Linked DNA regions of Homo sapiens: all the other regions are linked to region 2. A link is a contact called in ENCODE Hi-C or POLR2A ChIA-PET data. All regions are on one chromosome and are shown on one strand. The core of a region is the stretch at or near the end of the contact, and the rest is flanking DNA. Distances in the headings are between cores, read along the strand shown.

Evidence for each region. Hi-C counts contacts between places; a loop is a spot of excess contacts on that map. ChIA-PET counts read pairs that join two places held with the same protein, here RNA polymerase II (POLR2A). Pooled maps may share reads with other maps.
Region 1: a loop to region 2 is called in a map of CD8-positive, alpha-beta T cell, with 6 times the contacts of the local background. The contact joins the enhancer-like site here to the promoter of ZFAND3-DT in region 2. A Hi-C loop is called at or near these places in 4 of 168 maps with a recorded cell type or tissue (CD4-positive, alpha-beta T cell, CD4-positive, alpha-beta memory T cell, CD8-positive, alpha-beta T cell and 1 more) and 9 of 50 pooled maps. POLR2A ChIA-PET finds 5 or more read pairs at or near these places in 8 of 52 experiments (CD4-positive, alpha-beta T cell, CD8-positive, alpha-beta T cell, H1 and 5 more).
Region 3: a loop to region 2 is called in a map of B cell, with 4 times the contacts of the local background. The contact joins the promoter of RNF8 here to the promoter of ZFAND3-DT in region 2. A Hi-C loop is called at or near these places in 3 of 168 maps with a recorded cell type or tissue (B cell and naive thymus-derived CD4-positive, alpha-beta T cell), 2 of 37 single-sample maps with no recorded cell type and 9 of 50 pooled maps.

What each region holds. Positions count from the first base shown.
Region 1 is chr6:37,515,274-37,518,158 of GRCh38, reverse strand. All of the region lies in intron 1 of LINC02520 (long intergenic non-protein coding RNA 2520), which reads right to left. Among named protein-coding and RNA genes, the nearest start is that of LINC02520, 9.4 kb to the right of the region's middle. RefSeq lists enhancers at 875-1,254, 1,345-1,394, 1,267-2,051, 2,052-2,836. Within about 2 kb of position 1,463, at least 20 of the 41 ENCODE cell types and tissues checked have a DNase peak (open chromatin) inside an H3K27ac peak, as active enhancers do; they include CD4-positive, alpha-beta T cell and CD8-positive, alpha-beta T cell, where a contact is called at or near this core.
Region 2 is chr6:37,818,128-37,820,986 of GRCh38, reverse strand. ZFAND3-DT (ZFAND3 divergent transcript) reads left to right here and starts at 1,600. Exons shown (of 2, transcript XR_007059569.1): 1 at 1,600-2,409; 2 at 2,497-2,859. ZFAND3 (zinc finger AN1-type containing 3) reads right to left here and starts at 1,260. Exons shown (of 6, transcript NM_021943.3): 1 at 971-1,260. The coding sequence starts at 1,041. RefSeq lists silencers at 634-803, 964-1,193, 1,234-1,613 and enhancers at 892-1,694, 1,664-2,053.
Region 3 is chr6:37,352,513-37,355,418 of GRCh38, reverse strand. RNF8 (ring finger protein 8) reads right to left here and starts at 1,436. Exons shown (of 8, transcript NM_003958.4): 1 at 1,144-1,436. The coding sequence starts at 1,254. RefSeq lists an enhancer at 1,134-1,183 and a silencer at 1,484-1,583.

The sequences.
Region 1 (2,885 bases), core at 214-2,713, 300 kb after region 2:
ACAGCACCAGGGAGGCCCAGGGAAGTCCAGAGCAGCCAAAGAGAAAGGCGGATCTGAAAAGGGAAGCCTTGGGTTTACTCAGACATGGCCCTCTTTTCATTTCAGGGATGAGAGTTCCGTCAGGAAGCATCACATCACCCATCTTACATGTGTGATAAGGAGGTAGCAACTAATTATATACTAATGTGTTTCTTACATTGTCTCGTCTATAACCCTCACATCAGTCCTATGAGGCTGACAAGCTGACTCTCACTTTATGGATGAGATGAAGCACAGAAAGGGTAAGTAACTTGCCTGAGATTGCCCAGCTCATAAATGAGGGAGCCAGGATTCACGCCAGGTCTGCCTCATGCCAAGTCCACATTCATAGCCACCTCGCTCTTACAAGTCCTCAGGCAAGGCTCTTTCTACATCCGTGACAGAATTCTGTTCTGACACTGCGGCCTCCTCTCGCTTCTCCTCCCCTCCCCTCCATCCTGCTGCCACAATCTGTAGTCAGCATATGCCTCAGAAAGGCGACAAAGCCACAGACGTGTCCTCAGAGGTTTTTAAAAAAAATGTAGCATTATTATGCAAGAGCTGAGAGAATTGTTGCTAGAAACACCCCTCGCCTTACTTAATCCTGGCACGTTGGAAAACCCATCCGAAGACATGAATCTGAGCCTCTGGGGCACCGAAGACCTTGGACTGGTTTTCTCCTCCATCCCCTGCCTCTGGAAGGAGGCCTCTTAAATACGATCTGAGACAGAGAAGGGCCTCTCCTGAGAAGACATCTGTTACCCTTGCTCTATAGGGAGAGGCCCAAACCAGGAGTGCCCAGTTGCACAACTCCAGGGGCGCCATTCCCACACGGTACCGCGTGCCTGTGTCCTGCAGCTGCTGCAGGCAGCCTCCCTCCTCCCCGACTGCCCTCAGTCTCTCCAGTGCCCCATGGCCCAGTCCATCCTCCGGGAGTTTTGCACTGTCTCTAGGTCTGCCCGCTGCAGGCCTTGTGGCATCTTAAGCTCAAACCTGAGTCTGACGGATGGCTGGATGCTGGGCGGCACAGCGCGTCTGGAGTCCTTCCCGGGAGAAGCCCCAAGTACAGCCCAGTAAATCAATAAACAAATTAATAAGCAAATACTGCTGTCTGCTGAGCTGAACTAGGACTCCCGGGTGAACAGATTTAAAAATCAACAACAGACGGCCACAGGGCATGCCTGGACCGGGCACCATACCTTCGTGGAATTTTCAGAGGCTCCATCCCCCAGCCCATCACTCTCAGGACTAGAAACACGGTGGTGCGGGGGTGGGGGGACTCCTGATTTGGGGCTGGCAGGGAGCAGCACGGGACAGGCTGTTGTCTGGGAAAACCCCCCCGCCAGCTTCGACTCTCCCTCACTTGCTCTAGTCTGCTGCTTCCTGCCAAGAGGAGGGCTTGGTGCACTGCTGGCAGGACCTTTGATCTGGGTACCACAGATCATGATGTGACCAAGGAGCCTCAGTCACGTGGGGCACCAGTTAAGGGGGTTGGCCCTTCCTAGCTGACTCCCAGCCACACTGCAGCAGCTTCTGTTCACTTCTCAGCGGGCTGCAGAGGCAGGGAGGGGGAGGCCAGGTGGCACAGGACTGACCCCAGTGGATGCCACCTCATCACCCTGTTGGTGAGAGAGCAGGCAAGCAGGGCACATGGGCCTGGGGAAGACCACAAGGCCAGGTCCTCCAGGCAGGGAGGCTCTGGCAGAAACCTCTGTGCCAACCCCCTCCTTCCTGTCCCCGAATGCAGAGGCCTGCCCCTCCCCGCCCCAGTGCCCAGGAGGCCAGGGTCAGGAAGCAAACAGAAATGCCTGCATGCCTGCAAATAGACTCCAACCGATCTCAGGAGAATTTCCAGCCAGCAGGCCTGTGGCGCCCTTTGCTGAAAGGGCCTTCTGAATGCCCGAGTCTTCTCTTTTGTGCTCACAAATGCCACCCAATCGCAGCGGCCGCGAAGCTGCATAAATAAGGCAGAGAGAGTGTCTGCCTGGGGCGCTGGCCTCTGGGCTGCCTGCCAGGGCTGTCAGGCCGCCCAGACTTCAATACCAACAGACTTAAGGGACAAGAAAACAGCTCAGGTAAAGGCTTGGAAGCTCAGGAGGGAAGTGACCTGTCTTGTGAGGCGACGGAGATCAGTCTGCTCAGGGCCTTCTGATGCTAGGCTGTCGCTAGGCCCATGACCCGCAGGCTCTCCCCCACCGGGTGGGCACGAATGGTGCCCAGCAGCTGGGGAAGCAGGCCTCTCAAGCGTCACCCTGCTGCATCCCATATCTCATGCTGCTGATGAGCCAGGGTCCACACTTTCTTTTCCAGCCCACAGGGAGGGGGCTCATCAGGCTGCTAGAGCTCTCAGCAAACACTGCAGAAAGAAGGGAGGATGCTGCCGGGCATGGTGGCTCACGCCTGTAATCCCAGCACTGTGAGAGGCCAAGGCAGGCAGAACACTTGAGCCCAGGAGTTCGAGACCAGTCTGGTCAACAAGGCAAAACCCCGTCTCTACTAAAAATACAAAAATTAGCCGGGCTTGGTGGTGTGCACTATAGTCCCAGCTACCCGGGAGGCTGAGGCAGGAGAATTGCTTGAACCTGGGAGGCAGAGGTTGCAGTGAGCTGAGATCGTGCCATGGCACTCTAGCCTGGGCAACAGAGTGAGACTCTATCTCAAAAAAAAAAAAAAAAAAAAAAGCAAGGGAAGATGCCAGCCAGCCCCAAACACCCCAGGACGCTTGGAGAATTCTGGCCATGAAACTCACCTGCTGGGAAACTCTGGTGACCCACTAGGCCCACAGAACATTGTCAAGACCTTTGAGAACATTCTAACGTTCCTCCACAGAGTCTAGCAGTCATTGGTATATGCTGTGTCCCAAAGCA
Region 2 (2,859 bases), core at 351-2,850:
CCAGCCTTCAAAGTCTCCAGCTTTCTTACTGCAGAACTACAGTCATGTGGTATGATGGAGGCACCTGTTAGGTGGCAATCCATGAAGCTTAAAGTGTTACCAGGAGAATTTAAACAGTAATGGGGGGAGGAAGAGGAGCTGATTTCCCACCTCACATTTTTTTCGCCTTAACACATGATGGCCAAACAATATATGCTACCCACTGTCAACATTTTTATCATTTTTACTTAAATTGAGAAAGAGGAGAATTTGAGAGCCAACTGAGGAAACTGGATCTCATATTCCCCAATCCAGGCTGACTTCAGGTTTTGTGTGGTTTTTTTCTTCCTTTTTGACAAGGAAATTTTACATATCTCCTGAAACGTGTTTTACATGAAGGTGAGACCTCAACAATCTTATAACTTTACCCCAGCCTGGTTCTGGACTCGGTTTTTACAAACGGGTGACGTGTGAATAGCTTCCTAAAAGCAAATGGGGCACTGGGATATAATCTAGGAAGTGATGATGCAAGTCTCCGGAGGACGGGGAGGAGGGGAGGTGAAGAAGTCAGAGGAAATACCCTCCTAGTGCCTGGGCACCAACTCACGCCCCGGGAGGGAGGAAGGGCTGGCTTCCACATGCCCACGGAAGGGGCACCCCTGCTCCTCCCGGAGCGGTCAACGCCGCCCCCTCATCCCTCCCCGCCGCCCTGCCCCCCTCACCCGTGGCCCAGGAGGCCCCCGTGGGCCCGAGCTTCAGGCCGGCGAGTCCCAAAGGGTAGCAACGCACCCCCGGCAGGGCCTTCTCTGCCCACCCCCAGCTCCCCACCCGGCACCCCTCCCCGGAACGCGACCCCCACCCCCTCCCCGTAGGCCCGGGCTGGGCCCAGCCTCCAAGGTTCCGGCCTCCCGGGCCCCGAGGCCTGCCCAGGCTGCCCTGGCGTCTGCGCCCCCGGCCCCCGCCCCCCGCCCCCACCCGGCCGGGCACTTACCCCCAGAAGCCGCAGGGACAGCGAGGCGGCAGGCTGGGCGCTTTGCTGCGCTCGCTCCCAGCGTCTCCCATGGTGCTCGGCGGCGGCGGAGCTCGGCGGCGGCAGCGGTGGCGGCGGCTGGGCCCGGGCCCCGCTCTGAGGAGGCGGTGGCGGCGGCGTCGGGGGGCTCGGGGCGGGGGGAGGGGGAAGGAGCGGGCGCGCGGGCGGGCGCGAGTCCGGGGCTCGGAGCCGGGATTCCAGGCCGGTCAGCTGGAGGCGGGCCGCACCACTCGGCCTGCGGAGACGGGGAGGGGGCGGAGAGGCGCGGAGAGAAGAAGGAGGGAGCCGAGGAGGAGGGGCGTGCGGACGCACCGAGGACCGCGGGGGAGGAGGGACACAGACGCCCTCGGCGGGTCTCACCGCCGCTCCCCAGCCAGAGAGATGTCCTGTGCGGTGGCGCAGGGAAGGACCGGAGCCCCCCGCCGGCTCCGGAGTCGCAGCGGCCGCTCTGAAGCCCCGGGCCCTGCTGTCTCCGTAACACCGTCCCCTCCCCCGGAGGCTGCGCTGACCGGACAATGGCCGCTCCGCCCCCTCCCCGGCGTGCGCCCCTCCCGAGGAGTCACAATGGTCTCGCCCGGGGGAGCCAACGCCAAAGCCCAGCCGCTGATCAGCTGGGATCCGGGCGTGCCACTTCGTTCCGCGCCTCAAAGGCGGAGTGCGGGGCTGTGGGAGAAAACGAGAGCCTCGGGCTGTCGCCCGGCGACGGGCGGCTGAGGCCTTCGTATTCTTAGAACTTTTAGAATCTGAAGCAAACTTATCTTCCCCCTGTCTGAAGAAGGGGAGCAGGTTTCTGAGTACTCCGGGGCGCGGTGCCTCCCCCTAAACGCGAATGGTGCGCTCCAAGCGGGAGGGGGAGGAGCAGATTAGTTGTGTAGGGTAAATTGGGCCAGTCCCAGAGTGGCGGCGCATGCGCCCGTAGAACCCGTAACCGAGTGCGAGGAGGGGCCTGGGGGAGCAATGCCAAACGCGGAAGTGGAGCTCTGGCTTCCCGGGGGCGTCGGAGTCAAGGTCCCTGGAGCTGCCGCTCTGGCTCCTGGGCGATTCCGGGGAGCCATTCTCCCCAATTTGCCAACTCCCTGGGCATCTCTCTCTCTCTTCCTGGTCCCGCCACACCCAAACAACTCTTATAGTTCCACCCGGTATACTGGTCTCTTGACAGGAACTTTTGGGAAATGCCCCTCCCCCAGCCCCTTGTCTGGGGCAACTTCCTTGTCTCTTCTCCCCCACCGGTGTTGGGGAGTTCCTTGTCTCCACTCCCAACCACAGAGCCACAAGTACATTATCTATGCCCAGGCGAGTCCCTATGCCCAGGCTAGGAGAGCCGCACTTCTTCCTACAGCTGACACGTTTGGTTTTTGGAGGGGAAAGGGGAGCTGTAGCTGAATCAGTAATGGAAATTGGTAAGTGACCAAAGAAGTTTGAGACACTAAAAAAATGAGTCCTTTAACGATCCTAGTCCTTGATCCTGAGCTCATTCTGATCTCCAGTTAGTCATGAACAGAGAAATCGATTATTGATGACTAATTCAACACGGAGGCAACATCCTCCAGACCTTTTGGAGACCCATCGCTGAGGAAGACTTCCTGGCTCTTAGGAATAGCTGCCGTATACCCTCCTTGCCTGTCGGGTATATCAGAGCCTCAGAGAGACTATTACCTAGATTAATTTGATTACCAAATGTTGCTATCTTATTTCTTTATATACCAAATCACATTTCTGTTTGTGCATACTGTGTGGGTTTGTTAACATTGATGTTTATTTTGGCCTCTAAAGAGCAAGGATCGCATTTAGCTTAATATGCCACAGATGCTGTTGATGGTGAAGTTAATGATTGCAAAAATCAAGCACTT
Region 3 (2,906 bases), core at 187-2,686, 470 kb after region 2:
TTAAATACTCAGTAAATACCTGGCAGACTGAATTGAGGCAGTACGGCTTATAGGAAAAATCTACCTGAACACACATGAGACTCAAAATACTTCTTGAATTTACATCATGACCAACCATCCACTTTTACTGCAAAGAGAACTTTTCATACAGATTATTTCCAAAACCCAAATGGTTCCCAGTCATCACAAGCTTGTCCCTGACCCAGTTCTCCTTCTCAACCTGATTGCAATCTAACTCCCTCCTCCCTTCCCTCGTCTTTTCAAGATGCACCACGCTGGTGCATCTTGAACCGTGCCAGGAACGGTACCTCATCTTTCCCCTTAAAATATTTTTCATTTGCAACTGCATTAATAAAGACGACAGGCAGCCTCTGGAGAGAACTCTGAATACCTGCCCGACCCACCTCAGGGAGTGCCACTCGGCCGTACCGAGCCTCACAGGAGAAATGTGGCCCAGCCCAAGCCGCCCATGTTCCTCAGAGTTGGGAAGGAGGAAGACATTTCTACGTGAAAGTTTGATTGCTTTAAGGGACAAAACCCAAAATTTGCAATCGTTTTCAAAACAAACTCGAGAAAGTTCAGGCGCCGGGCCCTGCCTCGGCTTCCCGGCAGCTCGCGGCCCCCGCCACCGTTCCCCGACCTGGCACCGCGGGGCTCTGTGCGCCCTAAACGGGATCTGGCCAGCCCCCGCCCTCCCCTCCTCGACACCCCCGCATCTCCTCACGTTCCCTGCGCGTCCCTCTCCTCCCAGTCCCCGGCCCAGCTACCCGCTGACCCAGGCCTCTCTGGACGGGGCCCGCTTCTCGCCCCACAGGCCGCGGGTCAGGGCCTCCGTCCTCGCCCCAACCCTTGTGGCCCCCCCGGGCTCCCCAGAGCCGAACTCTCTTTTCTTCCTTTCTCCCACTCGGCCCCTATTTCTCCCCCAAACACCTCCCACCGCAGACCCTTCAGCCGCTCGCGCCAGAACCGCTTTCTCCCTTCTCTCCCCAGGAATCCACCCCCCCCACAGACACTTCGCTCCTCTTCCTGATGCCCGCCTCCTCTCTGCCATTCATTCAGCCCAGCAAGACACCTTCCTCCCTCCCCGGAGCCCCGCTCCCTCCAGCCCCTGCCCTCCGCTCCACAGGACCCCTTCCCCCGTACCTCGCACCCATCTTCCAGCAGCAGCCACCCGGCGCTCATCCCCACCCGCCGCAGGCACCAGCTCCGGCCACCGGCGCGGTCTCCTGTGACGAAGAAGCCGGGCTCCCCCATCGCCTACTCGACCCCGGGGGCGGTCAGCACCGAGCGAGACCCTGACCTAGGTTCTGGCTGCCTCTGTGCATCCCCTCAGCTTCCATATCTAAATAACAGACAGAAGCAATCGCCACACGCTCGCGATCGCTGCGAAAGCAGGCTCCGCTCGCCCGCCCTCGGCCAGGAAGCAGGAGCACTACGCCTGCGCAAGAGGACGGCGGCCGCCCTGGAGCAAAGAGGGTGGGTTGGGAGCCAATCCGGCCCTGGGCGGGGCGGGCGCGATTCGAGAGGTCTCCTCGCCTCACACCTTCCCTCGCCGCCTCCAGAACCATCACCCCAGTCCTAGCCGCCCCAGACTGGAACCTCTTCTCACCTTTCCTCTTTTTAAAAAAGTCATGTGAAACTATAGCCCACTTTTAAACAACTTTAAACTTTCCATCGGATTTAAGTCTGCCTAGTCTGTTGCTAAATAGTCTCTATTTTGCACGACCTACTTATATTACCGAAGTAAAAAATAAATTACACTAGGCAAATCTACAAAGACAAAGAGCACAGTTACCTGGGGCGAGGTGTGGGAGCGGGTATTGAATGCAGATGGGCTTGAAAAAATTGGAGGAAAGCGGTAATAGAAATGTTCTAAAAGTGGATTGTGGTGACAATTGTACAACTGTATAAGTTTATTAAAAAGTCATGGAAGTGTGGCCGGACGCAGTGGCTCACGCCTGTAATCCCAGCACTTTGGGAGGTCGAGACGCGCGGATCACTTGAGTTCAGGAGTTGTGACCAACCTGGCCACATGGGGAGACACCGTATCTACAAAAAAAAAAAAAAAAAAAGGAGGAAGGGAGGGAGAGAAAGGAAAAAAGAAAAAAAAGAAAAATTAGCTAGGTGTGGTGGTGCACACCTGTAGTCCGGCTACTTGGGAGGCTGAGGTGGGAGGATCACCTGACCCCGGGAGGCAGAGGTTGCAGTGAGCCGACATGGCGCCACTGCATCCCAGCCTGGGCGACAGAGTGAGACCCTGTAAAGTGAAGAAAGTGTAAACTTCCAGTGGGTGAATTTTATGGCATGTAAATTATACTCAATAAAGCTGTTAATTTTATTATTATTATTACTGATTACAGACAGGGTCTCGCCCTGTCACCCAGGCTGGAGTGCAGCCTGGAGTGGTGCGATCTCAGCTCACTGCAACCTCCGCCTCCCGGGTTCAAGAGATTCTCCTGCCTCAGCCTCCAGAGTAGCTGGGATTACAGGCACGCGCCACCACGCCCGGCTAATTTTTATATTTTTTGGTAGATACCGGGTTTCGCCGTGTCTCCTGGATTCAAGTGATCCAACCGCCTCAGCCTCCCAAAGTGCTGAGATTACAAGCATGAGCCCCCGAGCCCGGCCAATTAAAAAATTGTTTTTAAACTCAGCCTCTCCTTTGGATTTTCCATATAGTGTGATAGCTGCTGCCTGCAGTGAGTACATCCAATGGTTGAGCCCCTTTTGTCTTTTCAGTTTTCCAACACCCAGTTAACAATTTCTTTCTTCTTTCTTTCCTTCCTTCCTTCTCTTTCTTTCTTTTCTTTTTTCTTTCTCTTTTCTTCTTTCTCTCTCTTTCTTTCTCTCCTTCCTTCCTTCCTTCCTCCCTTCTTCCTCTCTTTTTTTTTTTTTTTTGCACAAGG